Regions from separate parts of the Homo sapiens genome. Here region 1 is linked to region 2. Evidence: chromatin loops called from intact Hi-C (ENCODE). Cell type or tissue: spleen. All regions are shown on one strand. Each heading gives the region's core, and the rest is flanking DNA. Links, peaks and the distances in the headings are about the cores only.

The links. Peaks named below come from ENCODE experiments on the same cell type or tissue, not always from the same donor. Only the 100,000 strongest peaks of a DNase experiment are listed, where the experiment ranks them.
Region 1: a loop joins it to region 2, with 1.8 times the contacts of the local background. A loop is called at or near these places in 43 of 110 quality-filtered maps.

The regions. Positions count from the first base shown.
Region 1 is chr4:139,109,357-139,120,363 of GRCh38, reverse strand. All of the region lies in intron 4 of ELF2 (E74 like ETS transcription factor 2), which reads left to right. It also overlaps the pseudogene PPP1R14BP3. Among named protein-coding and RNA genes, the nearest start is that of ELF2, 62 kb to the left of the region's middle. In spleen, for the core only: no CTCF peak of the experiment used is centred there; no DNase peak of the experiment used is centred there.
Region 2 is chr4:139,161,467-139,172,473 of GRCh38, reverse strand. The region is part of intron 1 of ELF2 (E74 like ETS transcription factor 2); the gene reads left to right. Among named protein-coding and RNA genes, the nearest start is that of ELF2, 10 kb to the left of the region's middle. RefSeq lists enhancers at 7,921-8,552, 8,553-9,185, 9,830-10,447. In spleen, for the core only: a CTCF peak has its summit at 4,438; no DNase peak of the experiment used is centred there; H3K27ac peaks cover 1,271 bases.

The sequences.
Region 1 (11,007 bases), core at 994-8,993, 52 kb after region 2:
ATGAGTTGAAGGATGGCTTGAGAAATATTAAAACAAGGTAGTAGCAACAGGAACAGAAAGGGCTTGTATAAACCATATTACTATATATTATCTTACATGACATATAAGGGGAGAGGCACAGTTAGGTAAAATATTCTGCTTTTTGACGCTTGTTCATGGTGATGGTAGCACATATGATTTGAGGAAGGCAAGACTGATGAAGCAGATAAGTTTGGTAATAGTCATGATGATTTTGAGTTGAAGCAGAACTTTAAAGATGAATATTTAGGTATTTAAAGATGCACAAATGTGGCCGAGTGCAGTGGCTCATGCCTGTAATCCCAGCACTTTGGGAGGCCAAGGCAGGCGGATCACTTAAGGTCAGAAGTTCGAGAGCAGCCTGCCCAATGTGGTGAAACCCCATCTCTACTAAAAATACAAAAATTAGCTGGGTGTGGTGGTGCACGCCTGTAATCCCAGCTACTCAGGAGGCTGAGGCAAGAGAATTGCCTGAACCGGGAGGTGGAGGTTGCAGTGAGCTGAGATCATGCCACTGCACTCCAGCCTGGGCAACAGAAACTCCATCTCAAAAACAAACAATCAGATAAACAAAAAAGATGCACAAATGTGTAGTCAAGATCCCATCACAAAAGAGATGGCATGCTAAAATTAGGATAATTTAAGGAATGTTTTAATAAAGGGCTAGTTACAAACATGTAGGCAAATATAAGGTACCCGTAAGAGACAGGGCAGTACTGCAGACCTAGCAATAATTGCTGTTTCTGTCCTTTGGCTCATGGGCCAAGGGGAAGGAAGGGTGACCAGAATCCTGAAGAATAGAGCCCTGAACAGGGAGTCACCTTGGGAGATTCTGAAACCTTTGATCAAAGGACACAGCTAGCTGGAGGGCAATACCTCTTCCCAATAATATCCTGCTAAGGTACGCCATTGACCAAACTCAGTCTGAAGCCATAGGAATCCCGTTGATGAAGTCAGTCTCCAGGGACAGAGAGCAAGGTGAAGAAGGGTGGAGAATAAATCTGGAGGGGCAAATGGAAGATATCTAGTACAACTAAAGCTTAGTAAAGAAAGGTCAGGGAGAAACTGATTTGGGAATCATCCTCATTTAAAGCCGTGGAAATAAATTTCCGAGGGGAAACGTATTTCATAGATTTTTCCCAAGGAAGGAGATACGTAAATTCTATATTTGTCTCTCTGTGATGGAGAACAAAGGACATAGAATTAAGGAATTAACCTTAGAGAATGTTTACATTTTAAAGAGTGGAGAAGAATCAAAGAGTAGTCAAATATGATAGAAAATCCTGGGCGACTATTTCTGAGTTTTGTTTTGTTTTGTTTTTTTGCCCTTTAAGTAGCTCTCTTTAGTAGGAAAGGGAAGAATATTGACTTGGGTTAGTTAGTTCTGATTTTCAAATTTCCCCTTTATCACTTACTTGGCAGTATTTAACCTTTTCAGAGTGTTTCACTGTCAGAAAATAGGAATTCAGGGTTGTGAAGATTACATAAAATAAATACATAAAGCACAGTGCTTGTGACAGAGTTTCTTTAACTTCATTAGCACCTTCCCTGTGACTTCAAGTATAGACAGGACTTTTATACATTAGAATGGAATATTTGTTTAACTTTGTTTATGTCTCTTGTTTTCTCCTTCCTTTTGCTTCCACTTAAAAAAAAAAAAACAAATGCTTTATACCTTCAGTTTATACTTTTTCCTTGTCATTCCTTCCTTGATTATTGTGCTCTGGCATCTCCATTTATCATTCTACTGAAGCTCTTTATCAGATTTCGGTGGCCACTCTTCTGTCAAATTCAGTGACCCATAGAATCATCCAGAAGTAATCCTTCATAATCTGGCTGCCTTATCTGCTGAAACACTGTATTCTCCTAGTTATTTTTCTTGTTGACCTTTGCATGGATTGTACTATTTATGCTTCTGAGTGTTTGCTCAAAGACAGTTTCCTCCTATCTATAATGTGCTCAGGTAGGTATTAGCCATCTTTTAAGGCCCAACTACATGAAGATTTCCACAATGATTGTGGTCTACAATAAACATCCCCTTACCTGATCTGTTATACCATCTGGATATAGGTACTTTCTTGTATTATTTTATTATTTTTATCTATTATTGCTTATATTATTTTTGTTGTATATACTCCTATTGTTTTCCCAGTGAGTGTATAAGCACCTTGAAGACGGAGACCATACTTTTTTCTTTTGTTAAATATACTGTTGAACATATAATAACTAGCTGGAAAATACAAATGGAAACAGATTGAGTTCTGAGTTAGTATTGTAGTATAATCAAGAACCATCTATGTAAAGTCATACTTAAGTCTCATTTTAAAAATCACAGTTGGTATCCATCATTCTTGCTTATATCTAATAATTTGATTTTTCTTTTTTTTTTTTTGAGGTGGAATCTCACTCTGTCACCCAGGCTGGAGTGCGGTGGTGTGATCTCGGCTCACTGCAACCTCCGCCTCCCGGGTTCAAGTGATTCTCCTGCCTCAGCCTCCCAAGTGGCTGGGACTACAGGTGTGTGCCACTATGCCCAGCTAATTTTTGTATTTTTAGTAGAGACGGGGTTTTACCATGTTGGTTGGCCAGGATGGTCTTGATCTCTTGACCTTGTGATCTGCCTGCTTCGGCCTCCCAAAGTGCTGGGATTACAGGCGTGAGCCACTGTGCCCGGCTCACTCTCTTGCCTAGGCTAGAGTGCAGTGGCACTGCAACCTCTGCCTCTTGGGTTCAAGCAATTCTTGTGCCTCAGTCTCCTCAGTAGCTGGGATTACAGGCACTCACCACACCTATGTGGCTAATTTTTGTGTTTTTGATAGAGACGGGGTTTCTCCTTGTTGTACAGGCTGATCTCGAACTCCTGGCCTCATGCGATCTGCCTGCCTCAGCCTCCCAAAGTGCTGGGATTACAGGCCTGATTTTTTTCTTAAAAGCAATACATGCTTAATGGAAAAAATTGGAAAGTATTGCAAAGAATAAGCAAACTGAAAATCATCACCCCTAATCTTACCAACAAGGAGACAATGATTGTTGCTTTTTAAAAAAACATTTCCTTTTAGTCTTTTAAAAAATGCATTTTAATCGTAAAATATTATATAATACAAGCAGACTGATTAATCTTTGCTAATTTTAATAAACATTGGCTGTCAAGTGGTCTGGTTGGTAGCTTCCTACTTCTGTCTTCTGACCACTGGGGACAGGACTTTGCTCCTTAACCACGTATCAAGACATTAACATTTAGTCTTATTAGTTAATTATCAAGAAAACTTAAACCATTTTTAGTGATCAACAAAATTGTGTTTAAACATTAGTTGAAAAGATGGATGATGATGAGAATTTTTATATAATTCAACGAGAAAGCAGTGCTTTTTAAAAATAAAAATGAAAGTTTAGGTTTTTAAAATGCAGTTTAAAAAATAAAACCAGATTTCCTTCATGAAAAATAAGATAAGGAGCCAAATTTCTTTCTTGAAGAATCTCAGGACTAATTTGACTTCATGATGAGCTGTCATAACTTTTGTATTTGTTATACCATCAGAAATCCTCCCTGTGGCACAAAAGGACTCCTTTAATTAGAAAATATTGTTGCCACAGGGAGGTAGAAGATCGACATGAAAAACTGGGGATCTGAAAACGAGCCCCTATCCTAGGATTACCTGAAGGTGAAACAGATTGAGCCAGAAGGAAGACAATGCTGGTAGGTTGGTTTTTAATTTATTAAGAATGTTTGTAATTTTATATTTCATTAAAATTATTTCATCTACCTTTACCATATTTTTGTTTAAAGGGTGACAATGATTCCTCCTTAAGGAAGGAGAAGTAATACGATAATATTTTTCCTCCAAGATAGTTTGCTGAATTATCCCTTGCCATATTCTTAATATTTGTTTCTTTTTATAGATAAAGCTCTGGGGCTATTTCATGCCTCTACTTCCTTGGAAGCTACTATTGACTGAACGTCTTTAAGTCATTTTTTTTTTTTGTCATTTCTGTTGGTTTTGCTTCTAATCTACATCTTTTCCTAAATTTTTAATAAGTGTTTTTTTCCCCCAATTATTTATTTTCTTGAGGTTAGCCTAGCCCTAAGTTTTCTAAAATGGTAAAATGTGAATCTTAAGTTCATTTAGCTTTTACTCTAGAATTGTTTGAATTGTAATTGTACTGTGATTTAGATCAGACAGTATTATTAGATAAAAGATTTTAATACTTTAATAACTATCAGCCAGGTATAGTGGCTCAAGCCTGTAATCCCAGCACTTTGGGAAGCCGAGGTCAGGAGTCCAAGACCAGCCTGGCCAACTTGGCAAAACCCCATCTGTACTAAAAAATACAAGAAATTAGCCAGGCGTGGTGGTGGACGCCTGTAATCCCAGCAACTGGGGAGGCTGAGGCAAGAGAATCGCTTGAACCCAGGAGGTGGAGGTTGCAGTGAACTGAGATGGCGCCACTGCACTCCAGCCTGGACAACAGACAGACTCCGTCTCAAAAAACAAAACAAAACAAAACAAAAACAACAACAAAAAACTATTCCATTTAGCCTGAGATGCTATCAATGGTAAGAAACATTATTTTTATACCACTAAAGGAAAAAATGCTGCCAAATATAAACTTTTAAGAGACTATCAACTTTAAGATAGGTACTGATTTCAGAGATGTCAAATGTGAAAAAATGTGTATCTTGGGATTAATGAAATATGATTTGCAATTATGAATCTTTCCTGAAACTCTCATTTACTGGGAATTAAACATTAAAATATGAGGCCTGTGAAAAATGGAGGTGAGTTGTGGTATAGAAATCCATGTCAGGGGGCGCGGCCAGGCCAGGCCCGGGGGCTCCGCATGCTGCAGCTGCCCTCGGGCACCCCCGCCGCTGCCCTCGCCGCGGCGAGCTAACCCCAGCCAGCCGGGGGCGTCCCGGAGGCGGTGGCGCAGGGAGGGGCCCGATGCGCGCACGTGGCCCCGGCGGCCGCCATGGCGGACAGCGGCACCGCGGGGGGCGCGGCGTTGGCGACCCCGGCCCCCGGGCCGGGCAGTGGCGGCCCAGGACCACGCGTCTACTTTCAGAGCCCCCCCCGGGACCGCAGGAGAGGGCCCGGGCGGCGCGGACGATGAGGGCCCAGTGAGGCGCCAAGGGAAGGTCACCGTCAAGTATGACCGCAAGGAGCTACGGAAGCGCCTCAACCTAGAGGAGTGGATCCTGGAGCAGCTCACGCGCCTCTACGACTGCCAGGAAGAGGAGATCCCAGAACTGGAGATTGACGTGGATGAGCTCCTGGACATGGAGAGTGACGATGCCCGGGCTGCCACGGTCAAGGAGCTGCTGGTTGACTGTTACAAACCCACAGAGGCCTTCATTTCTGGTCTGCTGGACAAGATCCGGGGCATGCAGAAGCTGAGCACACCCCAGAAGAAGTGAGGGTCCCCGACCCAGGAGAACGGTGGTTCCCACAGGACAATCGCTGCCCCCCAACCTCGTAGCAACAGCAATACCGGGGGACCCTGCGGCCAGGCCTGGTGCCATGAGCAGGGCTCCTCGTGCCCCTGGCCCAGGGGTCTCTTCCCCTGCCCCCTCAGTTTTCCACTTTTGGGTTTTTTTATTGTTATTAAACTGATGGGACTTTTTGTGTTTTTATATTGACTCCGTGGCGCGGGCCCTTTAATAAAGCTAGGATACGCCTTTGGTGCAAAAAAAAAAAAAAAAAAGAAAGAAAAAAAAAATCCATGTCAGTGCTGAGCATGCTCCTAAATTGTGTGTGTGTGTGTGTGTGTGTGTGTGTGTGTGTGAGACTGAAGTCTCGCTCTGTTGCCAGGCTGGAGTGCAGTGGCGCGATCTCAGCTCACTGCAACCTCCCGGGTTCAAGCGATTCTCCTGCCTCAGCCTCCTGAGTAACTGAGATTACAGGCGCGCACCACCACACCTGGCTAATTTTTGTATTTTTAGTAGAGATGGGGTTTCACCATGTTGGCCAGAATGGTCTCGATCTCCTGACCTCATGATCTGCCTGCCTTGGCCTCCCAAAGTGCTGGGATTACAGGCGTGAGCAACCATGCCCCGGCCTCTAAATTCTTTGATGTCTTTTAAGAGAGGACATTTAAGTAAAAAAATCATATAACCATATTGTTTAAAATTATACAAAATAACCATAAGGTATCAAATTATGGAGTATATAGAAAAAGAAAATCTATTTTAATATGACATATTTACTTCAATAGAGTGTTATCCTAATTGAATATCACTTAATTAGTATAACTTTGAGATCTAAAAAGAAAATGAAATGAAGCTTCTGCTTTTTAAGCTGTCATTTAAAAACAGGATCCTTTAAGGGCTCGTTAAAATAGCACGATTTTTAGTGCACTTGAATATATGTTTTACAGATTATTAATTATGTGAAGGAGAAAATAGTGGCCAAAAGCAAAGACCTACTCTGTCAATTAATAAAGCAGAAATGAAAAGGAATGATTTTATTTACTTTTAATTTTTTTTTTTTTTTGAGACATGGTCTTTCTCTGTTGTCCAGGCTGGAGTGTAGTGGCGCAGTCTTGGCTCACTGCAACCTCTGCCTCCCGGGTTCAAGCGATTCTCCTGCCTCAGCATCCTGAGTAGCTGGGATTACAGGTGCCCACCACCAGGCCTGGCTGATTTTTGTATTTTTAGTAGAGACGGGCTTTCACCATGTTGGCCAGGCTGGTCTCAAACTCCTGACATCAAGTGACTCGATCTGTCCTCCTTGGTCTCCCAAGGTACTGGGATTACAGGCATGAGCCATTGCGCTCGGCCAATTTTTTTTTGAGACAGGGTCTCTGTCACCAAGACTGGAGTGCAGTGGCACGATCTTGGCTCACTGCAAACTCTGCCTCCCAGATTCAAGTGATTCTCCTGTCTCAGCCTCCCTAGTAGTTGGGATTACAGGCACCCACCACCGCGCCCTCCCAGAGTGCTGGGATTACAGGCGTGAGCCACTGCACTCAGCCAATTTTATTTTATTTTGAGACAGGGTCTCTCTTTGTCACCCAGGCTGGAGTGCAGTGGTATGATCATGGCTCACTGGAGCCTTGACTGTCCCGGCTGTAGTGCTCCTCCCACCTTAGCCTCCCTAGTAGCTGGGACTACAGGCAAATGCCACGACACTCAGCTAACTTTTTTATTATTTGCAGAGACAAGATCTCAGTATGTTGCCCAGGCTGGTCTCATACTACTGGGCTCAAGCAATTCTCCCACCTTGGCCTCCCACAGTGCTGGGATTATAGGCATGAGCTACCTTGCCTAGATGAAAAGGAATGATTTTAGATGATGTTTGTATACCAAGAAACATCTGTTTTATGTAAAAGGAAAGAAAAGTATATCTAGACGATAGATCATTAAAAGATATTTGTTTGACTTTGGAAACTAGTAGCCATTCATTCCTTTGTATTCAGAGAGACTTAAAAAATTTTTTTTATTTATCTTTTTTGATACGGAGTCTTGTTCCGTCACTCAGGCTGGAGTGCAGTGGTGCAATTCTGGCTCCCTGAAACTTCCGCCTCCTGGTTCAAGTGATTCAGAGAGACTTTTTAAAGAAACACTAGTTAACTTTTAATTTTGCTATACATCTCCGAGAAACACCCAAGAATGATCAATAAATACTAAAAAAATTAAAAAAAAATTTTTGCTATACAACAGTGTATCTAAATAATACAGTTTTATTAATTCAGACTGAGGAGAAGGCTAACTGTGGATTATATAGAATTTTAAATGAGTAGCAAACAAGGTTACAAGTGTTGCCAAGTAGAGATAGTTTTTAAGATTTTCTTAGATGTACAAATACGAATGCTTTAACACATATCCCTAGGCAAATCCATACCTCCATTCAGCCATCTGTCAGTGCTTACTGAGGACCTGCAATGTCCCAGCCTCAGAGCTGAATATCTTGTGGTAAACAAGACCCTCTCTTTGCCCTCACCAGGCTTTCAGCTATGTGTAGAAGATGAACAATTTATTAAACATGTTATTATGATAAAATGTGATGAGAATTATGATAGGATTAATTAAAAGTTTATGGGAGTAAACAGCAGGAGAATGCCTTCCTGAGGATGTGACATCTGAAGTAATTATTCAGGCAGAGAATAGCAAGGTTGAAAGTCTGGAGGAAGAAAAACAAGGCTATCTGAGTTGCTGAAAGAGATTCAGTAGGGCTAGATATGAATTATGAGAAAGAAAGGGGATTAAAATGAGGTGTAAGAGGCAAAATAGAAAAAAATCTTATTGCTGAGGGCTTTTAAAGCTTTGTATCTGTTTCTTGGATCAGATAAGTCTAAAGGGCAGTGAGGAGCCTTTTAAAAGTTTTGAGCAGTTTTGAAAAATACAAATTTAGTTTTTTTCAAAATAGTAAGTGCTGTAAATGAAAAAAGGAATAGGACAGTCAAAGAATTACTTAAAGTCTGAACTCCTTGGTTTCTCATTCATAGCTCCCTGATATCTAGCTAACTGTTCTTTTTCACCTTCCACTAAGTTGTCTACCTCTCCAGATTTGGGGTATAGGTGTGCTCATTGCCTACACTAAGTTAAAAGTAGTAGAGATTAAAATAGTTGCTCAGCCAGCCTTTCTTTTTGGAGTTAACAAGGTAGATGCTTTGTACGGTGTTGTTTCAGGAGGAGGAATCATTGTCTCTTATCCATTGTCCATGCCCATTTGTATAAACTTTTGGGTTTTTCCAGGACCTGGGCGAGACTCAAAACAGCGAGTCCTGATTGAATGCCATGCCTATTTGTTGAATTTGTTAGGTATTTATCTAGGCTGGTGGCCTTTAAGTCAATTGTGTAATAGGAATATTATTTTATATTGAGACCTTGTCTGTACAAAAAAAAAAAAAAAAAGGTTGGTATGGTGGCATGGACCTGTAGTCCCAGCTACTCCTTGCAGTCCCAGGAGTTCAAGGTTGCATTGAGCTGTGATGGCGCCACTGCTCCAGCCTGGGCAAACAAGCAAGACCCTGTCTCCAAAAAAAAAAAGTATATCATTTTGATCATTTGGACTAGACAGCGTAAGTTAATATATTTCTTTTGGTCTTGATGTCTTTGAGGACTAACTTGTAAGTAAAAGTTATCTTGAAACTCTATCTGTATTTTCAGCGCTGCATACAAACAACTGCTGGTTTTTATTTCCACTGGCATCATCGACAGTGTTCTAGGCCTTAGGTGTCATAGTAGATACCATAAAGAGAATTATATACAGAAGAGCTATGATTTGAGCCTTTGCAACTAAATATATATCAAAGGGCTTTATAATGGATTTTTTTTCTTTTTAAAAAATGTAATACACAATATTTAGAATATTCTAAAAAACTGAAAAATTCAACTAATAAGTATGTACTACTAAAATTAATAAAATATTGGCAGCAGTGTTAATTTAAATACATCTTATGTTCCCGAATTTAATTTTCCCCTTTCCTTCTTCCTTAAGATAATTACTATCCTGTTTATTAATGATATAATGGAATATTTACAATAGAAGTATGGAAGATTCCGGATATGTGTGTTTTTTAATTGCCAAAAAGAAGTGATCTTTTAGTTTAACAACAATTGTTTTGGAGTAGGTTGGCCTATTAGTGACAAGTTCTCATTTTTATAGGGATTTAGATAAAGATTCAAATCATAGCTCCTAAGCAGTGCAGTTGTTTAAGATGGAATGAGAGGTTGTGAGTATCTTTACAACTGGAGATTTTAAAGCAAGAACTAGAATGCCACTTAGGGATATTGTAAAGAGAATTCAAGTGTCAGGTAGGTGTTCAAACCAGATTTCTTTATAATTTTCAATTCTGAGATGCTGTTTTTTAATAACTTCATTCTGTAAAAGCATGAAAAAATATGATTGTCTATGATATGGTTGTCAGTTCAGTCTCCGGATTAGAAAGGTGTTTCATGAAACAAAGATTAGTTTTTTTTTAGTACCCAGGTTTTATCTTTAGTTAGTTTTATTCCATGGCCATTCTCAAACATTTTGTCCCTGGATAGCTGCCTTACAGATGTCTGTCTTTGGTCACAACAGGAACTGGGCAAGAAAATGTGACGTAAGCCCATCATATTGTTTTGGGGGAAGGACCAGGACCCCAGAGCATGTGCTCTGCTATGGTCAGCAGCTTTATCTTATTTTGCCACTTTAAGAGTCTTAATCTTGTTATTGTGATTAGGTAGTTTTTTCTTCTTTTACACCAATAGCACAGACATAGCTTTGAGTGTAAATTTCTTAAAAGTTTTTCTGATTAGTTGATATGGCTAGTACTTAGAAGATGCTTACATCAAAAAATAGCGTTCTTTTTCAAAGCGATTTCTAATATACAATATTAATTATAACACAAAAATATTTTTTAACGTTTCTTTTTATTTTAGATTCAGGGGGTACATGTGCAGGTTTGTTACGAGAGTATACTGCATGATGCTGAGGTTTGGGCTTCTATTGATCCCATCACCCAGATAGTGAACACAGTACACGTGGGAAGTTTTAAAAATATCCTTGCTCCTTTCTCCCTCCCTCTGTTCCTCCCTCCCTCCTTTTGGAATCCCCAGTGACTGTTATTCCCATCTTTATGTATTTTGTGAACCCAAAATTTAGCTCCCACTTGTAAGTGTGATATTTGGGTTTTTGTCTGTGCGTTAGCCTCCGGCTGTTCCATGTTGCTACAAAGGACACGATTTCATTCCTTTTTATGGCTGTGAAAAATGGGTTTTTCATTAAATAAGTTTAGAAAATGCTGGGTGAAGGAAAATTAAACAGATTTATTTACAGGAAGACTTCTCAGATGTTTTAATATGCAAATGTGATTCTAAAGAAGAGGTATCTCTTTTAAGAGATTATCTCTTAAGACTAAATGTCTTATAGAACAGCCTTATACCTTTAGAGCAGGACCACCTGGCTTGTTAGTACTACTTTGGCACAGTCATAAATAGCCAAGGGACTAAAATTCTCATTTAATAAACTGTATTATATTTAGCCTTTTACCTCATTAAGTCTG
Region 2 (11,007 bases), core at 1,150-9,149:
TGACTAATGAGCAGGTAGTGTAGACAGCGTGAATATGGTGGATAAAGGGATGATTCATGGCCGAGGCAGAGGGGCATGGTATGAGGTTTCATCATGCTGCTCAGAATGGCACTCAATTTAAAACGTAGATTATTTCTGAAATTTTCCATTTATCATTTTCAGACCATGTTTGACTGTGGGTAACTGAAACTGCAAAGTAAAGCTGTAGGTAAGGGGAGATTACTGTAACACACTTTAGCTGTTGACCAGTATATATAGGTGTTTCGATTATTTCCAGTTGTTGACTCTTTAAATAATACTCAAACATTTGAGTACAAGTCTTTATGTGGACATATGGTTTTGTTTCTCTTGGTTAGCTATCTAGGAGTAGAATTACAGCATCATACGTTTAGCTTTTTAGGACACTGCCAAACTGTTTTCCCAAAGTGGCCATAACGTCTTATATTGCTAACAGCAATGTTTGAGAGTTCTAGTTTTCTTCACATCTTTGCCAACACTTATTATTGTATTTCTTTTTTAATTATAGCTGTTCTAATGGATATGAATTTGTTTGTTTTTGAGTCACTCTGTCGCCCAGGCTGGAGTGCAGTAGTGCAATCTCAGCTCACTGCAACCTCTCTCTCCTGGGTTCAAGCAATTCTTCTGCCTCAGCCTCCCGAGTAGCTGGGATTACAGCCGAGCACAACTATGCCCAGCTGATTTTTTGTCTTTTTAGTGGAGACGGGGTTTCACCATGTTGCCCAGGCTGGTCTCGAATCCTGAGCTCAGGCAGTCCTCCTGCCTTGGCCTCCCAAAGTGCTAGGATTACAGGCGTGAGCCACCATGCCCGGCCTGATTTTGTTAATTTGTTGTGTTTTTTTTTTTGTTTTTTTCTCTGTGTACTGTTTAGTGGAGTCATTGTGATTTTAATTTTAATTTTCCTTATGACTCATAGTATTGAGCATCTTTTCATGTATCTTTTTTCTTAACCCATTTATGCCCGAAGTTGCAATTTTTTTTTGTGAAAAAGCAGACCTTGGCGATGACCTTGAGCAGTAGGATATTAATAATTCCCACAAGCTTAGCATTCCAAAAATGGAACACTTGGCATAAATGGGCTGGCTGGAGTGCAGTGGTGCGACCAGAGCTCACTGTAGCCTTGACCTCCTGGGCTCAAGCAGTCCCCCTACCTCAGCCTCCTGAGTAGTTGGGAATGGGGAATGCAGGTGCATACCACCATGCCCGGTTAATTTTTTATTTTTATTTTTTGTAGCGATGGGGGTCTCACTGCATTGCCCAGGCTACTCTTGAACCCCTGGGCTCAAGCAATCCTCCTGCGTTGGCCTGCCAAAGTGCTGGGATTACAAGCATGAGCCACCGTGTCTGACCCATCTTTTTTGATGACATCACTATTCAGATCTTTTGCTCCTTTTAAAATTGGGTTGTTTGGGCTGGGTGCGGTGGCTCATGCCTGTAACCCCAGCACTTTGGGAGGCTGAGGTGGGTGGATCACCTGAGGTCAGGAGTTCGAGACCAGCCTGGTCAGCATGGTAAAACCCTGTCTCTACTAAAAATACAAAAATTAGCCGGAGGTGGTGGCGCATGCCTGTAATCTCAGCTACTCAGAAGGCTGAGGTAGGAGAACTGCATAAACCTGGGAGGCGGAGGTTGCAGTGAGCTGAGATTGCAACACTGCACTGCAGCCTGGGCAACAGAGCAAGGCTCTGTCTCAAAAAAATATAATATAATATAATTAATATAATATAATATAATATAATGTAATGTAATATAATTGGGTTGTTTGACTTATTGAGTTATAAGAAGTTTTTTTTTTTAGAAATATATTCTGGATGTAAGTTTTTTAGTAGATACATGATCTGCCAATATTTCTTTACAGTCTGTTGCTGGTCTTTTCATTGCTTAAAAAATTGGTGGCTGGGCGTGGTGGCTCACACCTGTAATCCCAGCACTTTGGGACACTGAGGCTGGTGGATCATGAGGTCAGGCATTCGAGACCAGCCTGGCCAACATGGTGAAACCCCATCTCTACTAAAAATACAAAAATTAGCCGGGTGTGGTGGTGTGCACCTGTAGCCCCAGCTACTTAGGAGGCTGAGACAGAGAATCGCTTGAACCCGGGAGGCAGAGATTGCAGTGAGCCGAGATCGCACCACTGCACTCCAGCCTGGGCAACAGAGCGAGACTCTGTCTCAAAAAAAAAAAAAAAAAAAAAAAGGCGATTAAGATCTTTTAAAGTGTAATTAGTTTAAATTTTGATGAAGTGTGGTTTCTAAATTTTTTCTTTTATAGATTATACTTTTGTTGTCTTATGTAAGAACTCTGCCTAATCCAAGATCTTGAGATTTTTCTGCTTTCTAGAAGTTTTATAGTTTTAACTCTAACAGTTAGATTTTATCATCTATTTTGAATTAATTTCTGTGTATGGTGAGAAATAAGGTTCTAAATTCATCTTTTACATACAGATGGTTCTGTCAACCTAAGTAAAAGACAGTCCCTCTGAAAGAAAGCAGTATTTATTCAGGAATGGGCATTATAATGGGAATATGCATACCGTAGTAAACTATGTGCATATTCAGGGAGGTAAAGGAAGACATAGCTTTTTTTTTTTTTTTTTTTAAGACAAGAGTCTCGCTCTGTCGCGCAGGCTGGAGTGCAGTGGCGAGATCTCAGTTTATGGCAAGCTCCGCCTCCCGGGTTCACGCCATTCTCCTGCCTCAGCCTCCCGAGTAGCTGGGACTATAGGCGCCCGCCACCATGCCCAGCTAATTTTTTGTATTTTTAGTAGAGACAGGGTTTCACCGTGTTAGCCAGGATGGTCTCGATCTCCTGACCTCGTGATCCTCCCACCTGGGCCTCCCAAAGTGCTGGGATTACAGGCATGAGCCACCGCGCCCGGCCAAGACAGATTTTTAAAGGAAAAATGAGGAAGATTACATCATTGTTTTAAATCAATTATGTTTGGCTATAAAGATCAGTGACAAGAGTGATGCCAGTCTGAGGTTGGACATGAAGTTACTGGGCAGATGTCCTTGCAGAAGTATTTTTTTGTGTAAGGTTGCAGTTGCCTTTGTGCAGGGTTGTGGCCTTTATGAGTTTTTTTGTGATAGTTTTTTTTTTTTTTTTTTTTAAATGTAGTCCCGCTCTGTAGCCCAGGTTGGAGTGCAGTGGTGCGATCTCGGCTTGCCGCAACCTCTGCCTCCCGGGTTCAAGTGATTCTCCTGCCTCAACTTTCCACGTACCTGGGACTACAGGCCTGCGCCACCATGCCTGGCTAATTTTTGTATTTTTAGTAGGAATGGGGTTTCACCATTTTGGCCAGGTTGGTCTTAAACTCCTGACCTCAAGTGATCTGCCTGCCCTGGCCTCCCAAAGTGCTGGGATTACAAGCGTGATCTGCCTGTCTCGGCCTCCCAAAGTGCTGGGATTACTGGCGTGAGCCACCATGCCCGGGCAATAGTTATTTTTTTTTAATCAGGTATTCATGCATGAGAACCCTCCTTTCATGGCCTTCCCTGGCTCCATTTGTCAGGGCTTTTAACACAAATGACTCAATTTTAATTCTAACAACTTTCACTTTTCCCCCTTTTGATCAAAATCTTTCTTTGGACCCAGGCACAGTGGCTCATGCCTGTAATCCTGGCGCTTTGGGAGGCAGAGGCAGGAGGATTGCTTGAGCCCAGGAGTTTGAGACCCACCTGGGCAACATGGTGAGACCCTGTCTCTAAAAAAACAAATAAAACAAAAGGGATCTTTCTTTGGAAGCATCACTGATCAATCATCTTGTAGTTAGGTTTTAATTATCTTTAGGTGCCAGGATGGACCTGTCCTGGGTTGTTGGTATGGTCCCATGTTGGAGGGAGTGCTTGTCAAACTAGGAGTCAGTGTCAGGACCCTTTCAGTCACATTTGAGCACACAAGGGAAGTTTGGAGGGAGTGATTCTCAGGCTAAGTCTGCCGGGAATCCATTATTAAGATCAGTTTTTGTCTGTTCCTTAAATGTAGGCTATCATCTCAGGGTTTAGGGCCAGCCCAGTATAATTCTGTTGGGTCAGTATAATTCTGTACTACTACAGAAATGTAACAAATAACATGTACAAAGTTTAAAAAGGAAAATACAAAGTAAAATTAATAGTAATATAATACCAGTTTACATAATGGTTTTGAGCCATGAAGCTAGACCTAAAGGCAGTCAGTTGAAGAAACCAAGTGACCATGGAGAACTAGATGAGACCTGTTGTAACCATGTGATCTGTTTTCTTATTTTGCGTATGAGTCTCAACTTCCTCAAAGGAATTTATCCAGGTAAATCATGTAGTATTAGTAATAGCACAGACATTTCTTTACTTAACCAATAGCTAATGCAGAGCATTGTTATCATTCGGCATTCCATAACTGGGTTGAATTAAAGCAGAGTGTGAATAATTTTTTTAGGGATGTTGCCAGAGTCACCCACTAGGTGGACTGAAGGATCTCTTAGGTCAAGTTCTGTCAAGTTACCAGCAGAAGCTACTGATTGTGAAATTTCAGTTACAACATTATCTTGCCAAGTGAAAAAGCTACGCCTTAAGAGGGGTAAGAGTCTCCCCTTGTTCAATTATCTTGGGAAAACCTGTCTACAGTGCGGAACCATCGACTTCTCATCCTGGTTTGCAGTTTGAATGTCTCTGGTTAAGGCATTGGGCAGTTTGGTGAACTTTTCTGTGTGGCTCAGACTTCGAGTACCAGACTTGTCCCTTAAAATTCATCGAGTTTCAGCTTATAGGGCTTCAGGAACAGAGCAATTTCTGTTTTAATAATTCTGTGGAAGAAAGTTGGATTGGAGGAACCTAGAAGAATTTAGGATCTAGGCCAGTTTGCAGGTAGATAATAAAAACTCAAATACAGTGTACAGGGCTACAGTCTAATAATAGATACAGTAGTTTTTCTTTAGAAGCATAACTTTTTATAGTCATCCCAGTTTCTACCAATCAGAATAAGACAAATTTGTTTATAAAATAGTTTTATTAGTTTTTTGTCTGATTATTTACATAAATGCAGCAAGAATAGCTGTTGACCACAAAGAAATCTCAGATTTATAAACCCTTCAAGACTAGGAAGCCAAACCAAGGGAGACATTAGATTTCACCTACAGCCTTAAGGTTCCTGGGCTGGCCAAGAAGTGACAGATTATATTCTCTCACTGTAGGAATGGGAACACCTGAACCCAGACATTGTGTGCACATTCTTAAATAAGATATTCCAGTCAAAGTCTTGGTAATATAACTAACGTTTCTAATTGTATCCTGTTATAAAGAGAGCAAACTTTTATGAACTTATGCCAACAACCCTATATTATCATAAAAATAAGAATACTCATGAATAGTTTCTGAATTTTACTTAACCAATATCTAATGCAGAGGGATCAAGTAGGGAGAAAAAGTAAATGCTTTCACTTTTGTTGAGATAAGTATTATCTTACCAAATTACTGTAAATGATTGATACTTTAAGAGAAAAATTTTCTTAAATCTGGAAAACTGAACATTTAAGTAAAGAACCAACAGTGTTTCAAATAAAAGTCATAAAAACATCATTGATTATTTAATCTCTTATTTTATTTTATTTTTTTGAGACGGAGTCTCACACTCTCGCCCAGGCTGGAGTGCAGTGGCACCATCTCGGCTCACTGCAAGCTCTGCCTCCTGGGTTCACGCCATTCTCCTGCCTCAGCCTCCTGAGTAGCTGGGATTACAGGTGCCCACCACCACGCCCAGCTAATTTTTTGTATTTTTAGTAGAGATGGGGTTTCACTATGTTAGCCAGGATGGTCTCGATCTCCTGACCTTGTGATCCGCCCACCTCGGCCTCCCAAAGTACTGGGATTACAGGCGTGAGCCACCGTGCCCGGCCTAATCTCATATTTTGTGTTGCTTAATCTTAATTAGCAGTTTTTCTAACTAATCAGTTTCTTCATTAGAATTCTGGAAAATTTTTAGTCCATTGAGCTTAAAGTTATTAGAAATGTATATTTAAGCGTACAAATCTTTTCCATGAACCTGATTGCAGATATTTTTATTTTTATTTATTTTTAAATTTTACTTATTTATTTTTTGAGACAGTTTGACTCTGTCACCCAGGCTGGAGTACAGTGGCCTGATGTCGGCTTACTGCAACCTCCACTTCCTGGGTTCAAGTGATTCTTCTGTCTCAGCTTCCCAAGCAGCTGGGATTACAGGTGCACACTACTACCTTGGCTAATTTTTGTATTTTTAGTAGAGACTAAAGACTAAAATTAGTAAAGACCAGAGACTAAAGACTAAAATTTTTTATTTTTAGTAGCCATATTGGCCAGGCTGGTCTCGAACACCTGACCTCAGGTGATCCGCCCGTCTCGGCCTTCCAAAGTGCTGGGATTACAGGCGTGAGCCACCATGCCCAGCCTGTTTTTAGAGAAGAATCAAAACTGTGAATGATGAAGATTTAGAATAGCCATGGTTAAAAATCTGATGAAGTTTATTATAATCAGCAATTGACAAAGAAATTCAGTTATTTTTGTGGCATGTAATATATACTAGAATTATGACTGATGACATATTAGATTTCTAAGAGTTTTATATACTTTTGGAATATTCATATTAATATCATATCAATAAATGTAACTGCAAGAAGATCTAGAATCACTTATTTGTCAGTGCTTTCCATATAATTCAGCATATCAAGCCTGATTTAGTTCAGTGTCTCTGTTTCAGAAATCTTTGAGAAGGTCCAGTGCCTTGTGGAACATCCTAAAGTTAGTTTGAGGTCAAGAAAGACTTATTTATTTTTTATTTTTTTAAGACGGAGTGTTGCTCTGTTGCCCAGGCTGGAGTGCAGTGGTGCGATCTCAGCTTACTGTAACCTCTGCCTCTGGGATTCAAGTGGTTCTCCTGCCTCAGCCTCCCGGGTAGCTGGGATTACAGGCGTGAGCCGTTGTGCCTGGCCTAATTTTGTATTTTAAGTAGAGATGGGGTTTCTCCATGTTGGTCAGGTTGGTCTCGAACTCTGACCTCAGGTGATCCATCCACCTCGGCCTCCCAGAGTGCTGGGATTACAGGCATGAGCCACCGCTCCAAGCCAAAAGACTTAATTTAGAACTTGATCCTGGGGAAGTTTACCAAAGATGTCAAAAGGTTTAAAACACCTGATCAAAACAGAATCATAGGTCATTGTGAAATAATAGTCATTAATTTAACCACAGTAATAATCAAAAGATTTCAAAAGCAATACAGAAAGTTACATGGATGGGAAACAAACAAACAAAAACCCCAAACCCTTAACCCTTCTAAAGCCCAGTTTTCCTAAGTAACCAAAAACCCTAATAAAGACAGCATGAAATACAGGGATTATCTTCATAAGATGCAGTCTTTGTTTCTTGGGCCAGTTAACAAAAAGGCAAAGAAAACTTCCTGCAATGAGATTGCTTCTGCTAATGGGAAACCCATTTAGATAATCTGGAAGTTGGACCTGATGAAAAATTACTTGACACAGGAAGAGTGTGTGTCCAAGGTTATGAGCGTACACCATATTATAGAGAAATGTAAACAGGAAAACTAGTACCTTGAGCAGGAAATACATGGCTCTTAGTAAAATCATGGGAAATTCTGGGTTAAGTGGAGCAATTCAGACACATCAGTAAAAGCCAATACAGAACTGCTGTAAACTGTAAAGCTGCAGTTCAGAAGATGTTTAAAAACTTAAAGAAACAGATTTCTGAAATAAACATAAAAACCTCTTGCAATTTTTACTAAGAACAGATCAAGACTTCAAGAAAAGCTTGTTCTAACACAGGGGACCAAAATTTTAGATATTTGTTGTTGTTTTGAGCCAGGGTCTCATTCTGTCACCTAGGCTAGAGTGCAGTGGCATAGTCTTGGCTCACGGCAATCTCTACTTCCCAGGTTCAAGTGATTCTCCTGACTGAGCCTCCAGAGTAGCTGGGACTACAGGTGCATGCCACCACGCCCACCTAATTTTTGTATTTTTTAGTAGAGATGGTGTTTCTCCATGTTGTCCAGGCTGGTCTCGAACTCCTGACCTCAGGTGATCCACCCGCCTCCGCCTCCCAAAGTGCTGGGACTACAGGCGTGAGCCACCGTGCCTGACCAAAGCTAAACTTTTAGAAAGACTTGTAACTAATTTTCTTTTATTTATAGCCAACTTAATCGTATGAAAAAATCTTCCTTCCTTCCTCCCTCCCTTCCTTCTTTTCTTCCTTCCTTCTCTATCTCTTTCCCTCCCTCCCTCCTCCCCGCTTTCTCTTTCTTTTCATCTCCCTCTCTTTCTTTCTTTCTTTTCCTTCTTTCTTTCTTTCTCTCTCTTCTTTCTCTTTCTCTCTCTCCCTTCCTCCCTCTTTCTCTCTCTCCCTCTCTCCCTCCCTCTTTCTCTCTCACCCCCACTCTTTCTCTCTCACCCCTGCCTCCCTTCCTTCTCTTTCTCTTTCTCTTGCCCTTGCCCCTTTCCTTTCCTTCTTTCTTTCCTTTCCTTTCCTTTCTTTCTTTTCTCTTTCTCACCCCTCCCTCTGTCTCTCCCTCCCTCCTTCCTTCCTACTTCCTTTTTTTTTGATAGAGGGACTCATTCTGTCTCCACTGCGATCATACCTCACTGTAGGCTTAACTTGGCGGGCTCAAGTGATCCTCCCATCTCAGCCTCCTGAGTAGCTGAGACTACAGGCACATGCCAGTGTGTCTGGCTAGTTTTTGTATTTTTTGTAGAGACGGGGTTTCATTGTGTTGAACAGGCTGGTCTTGAACTCCTGGGCTCAAGTGGTCTGGCTGCTTCGGCCTCCCAAAGTGCTGGGATTACAGCCATGAGCCTCTGTGTCTGGCCCACACACAAAATTTCTTTAATAAATTCATCCTTCACAAACTTTCCACAGCTTAATCAGATCTTCCACAACATTCTTGGTCCTTTAGCTTTGTCCTATACTTTCTCTTTCTTAAATAACCTGTCATTTTACTTTAGGACACAGTTTACTTTCTTTTTTCCTTATCATTGTGAAAAGTTATTCTCCTTTTAACCCTCTTTGCCAAAATTACATCCTTATAACTTTCTTTATATTTCTCTCTCCTGCTTACTGAGTCCTTTTTATATTATTTCCTTCCTAAATATTACTTTTCAAAATAACCTTAAATAACCTCTGAATTTACAGTTATTCTTTTTTCTCAATGAATAATACATTCTTATGCTTTTCTCATAATTTTTCTCATCAAAGCCACATGATGTTTTTTGTTACACTTCATATACAGAATTATATACATTAGTTAGAATTTCTAACTTAGTAATCTTGATTTTTAATGAAAACCTAGGAAGCAAGAAATTTTGAACTATCATATATCAGTATTTTATATATTTTTTTATTTTTTGAGTTAGGGTCTCTCACTGTTGCCCAGCCTAGAGTGCAGTGGCATGATCATAGCGTACTATAACTTGAACTCTGGGGTCAAGGGATCCTCCTGTCTTAGCCCCTGGAGTAGCTGGGATTACAGGAGCATGCTACCATGCCTGGCTAGTGTAAAATTTTTTTTGTAGAGACAGAGTCTTGCCGTGTTGCTCAGGCTGGTCTTGGACTCCTGGCCTTAAGTAATCCTCCTGTTTCAGCCTTTGAAAGTGCTGGGATTGCAGGTGTGAGCCACTATGCCTAGACTTTTAAATATTTTTTACAAACATTCTCCGTAACATAATTTTGTGTGTATTAATAGACTGAAATATATTCAGTCTTTCTATAAGATTTAACAAGGCAAGAACAAATGTATTTATGTTCAGCAATTGGTGTTTCAGTATTTTTCCTTATTTGGAAACGATCTGGACATTTAATGAGTATTTATCACTTAATTTAACATAATTTTAATATTTCAAATTATGTGAAAAGTTCATTTATAAACATTTATTCCATTTGTATTTACATTATTTATTTATTTATTTATTTCTGAGACGGAGTCTTGCTTTGTTGCCCAGGCTGGAATGCAGTGGCACCATTTTGGCTCACTGCAACCTCCACTTCCCGGGTTCAAGCAGTTCTCCTTCCTCAACCTCCGGAGTAGCTGGGATTACAGGCACCCATCACCACACCAGCTATTTTTTGTATGTTTAGTAGAGACGGGGTTTCACCGTGTTGGCCAGGCTGGTCTCAAACTGGCTGGTCTTGAACTCCTGACCTTGTGATCTGCCCTCCTCGGCCTCCCAAAGTGCTGGGATTTCAGGCGTGAGCCACCGTGCCTGGCCCATAATTTGTTATTTTTTTAATTTTTATTATTTTTTTGAGACAGAGTTTTGCTCTTATTGCCCAGGCTGGAGTGCAATGGCACGATCTCAGCTCACCACAGGATTCCAGGCATGCTCCACCATGCCCAGCTAATTTTGTTTTTGAGACGGAGTCTCGCTCTGTCGCCCCAGCTAGAGTGCAGTGGCGCAATCTCAGCTCACTGCAACCTCCGCCTCCCGGGTTCAAGCGATTCTCCTGCCTCAGCCTCTTGAGTAGCTGGGACTACAGGCGTCCACCACCACACCCAGCTAATTTATTGTAATTTTAGTAGAGTTAGGGTTTCACCGTGTTAGCCAGGATGATCTCGATCTCCTGACCTTGTGATCCACCCGTCTTGGCCTCCCAAAGTGCTGGGATTACACTGCGCCTGGCCTAATTTTGTATTTTTAGTAGAGACGGGGTTTCTCCATGTTGGGCAGGCTGGTCTTGAACTCCTGACCTCAGGTGATTCGCCCGTCTCAGCCTCCCAAAGTGCTGGGTTTACAGGCCTGAGCCACCGCGCCCGGCCTACTCAGAGTTTTTTTTTTTTTTTTTTTTTTTTTTTAAACAGTTTTACGTAGACTATTTGTGAGAACTGAGATATTAGACAAAGCTAGTCGTCATTCAGGTTACTTTCCTGTTCGCCCTTTTCATAGCCTAAGAATATCAGATGTTAACCTAAAAAAGAACCTTAAAGTTAAATGTATGGAGATTTTGTTGATAACTCAGAAGATACAGCTGTTTTCATTAA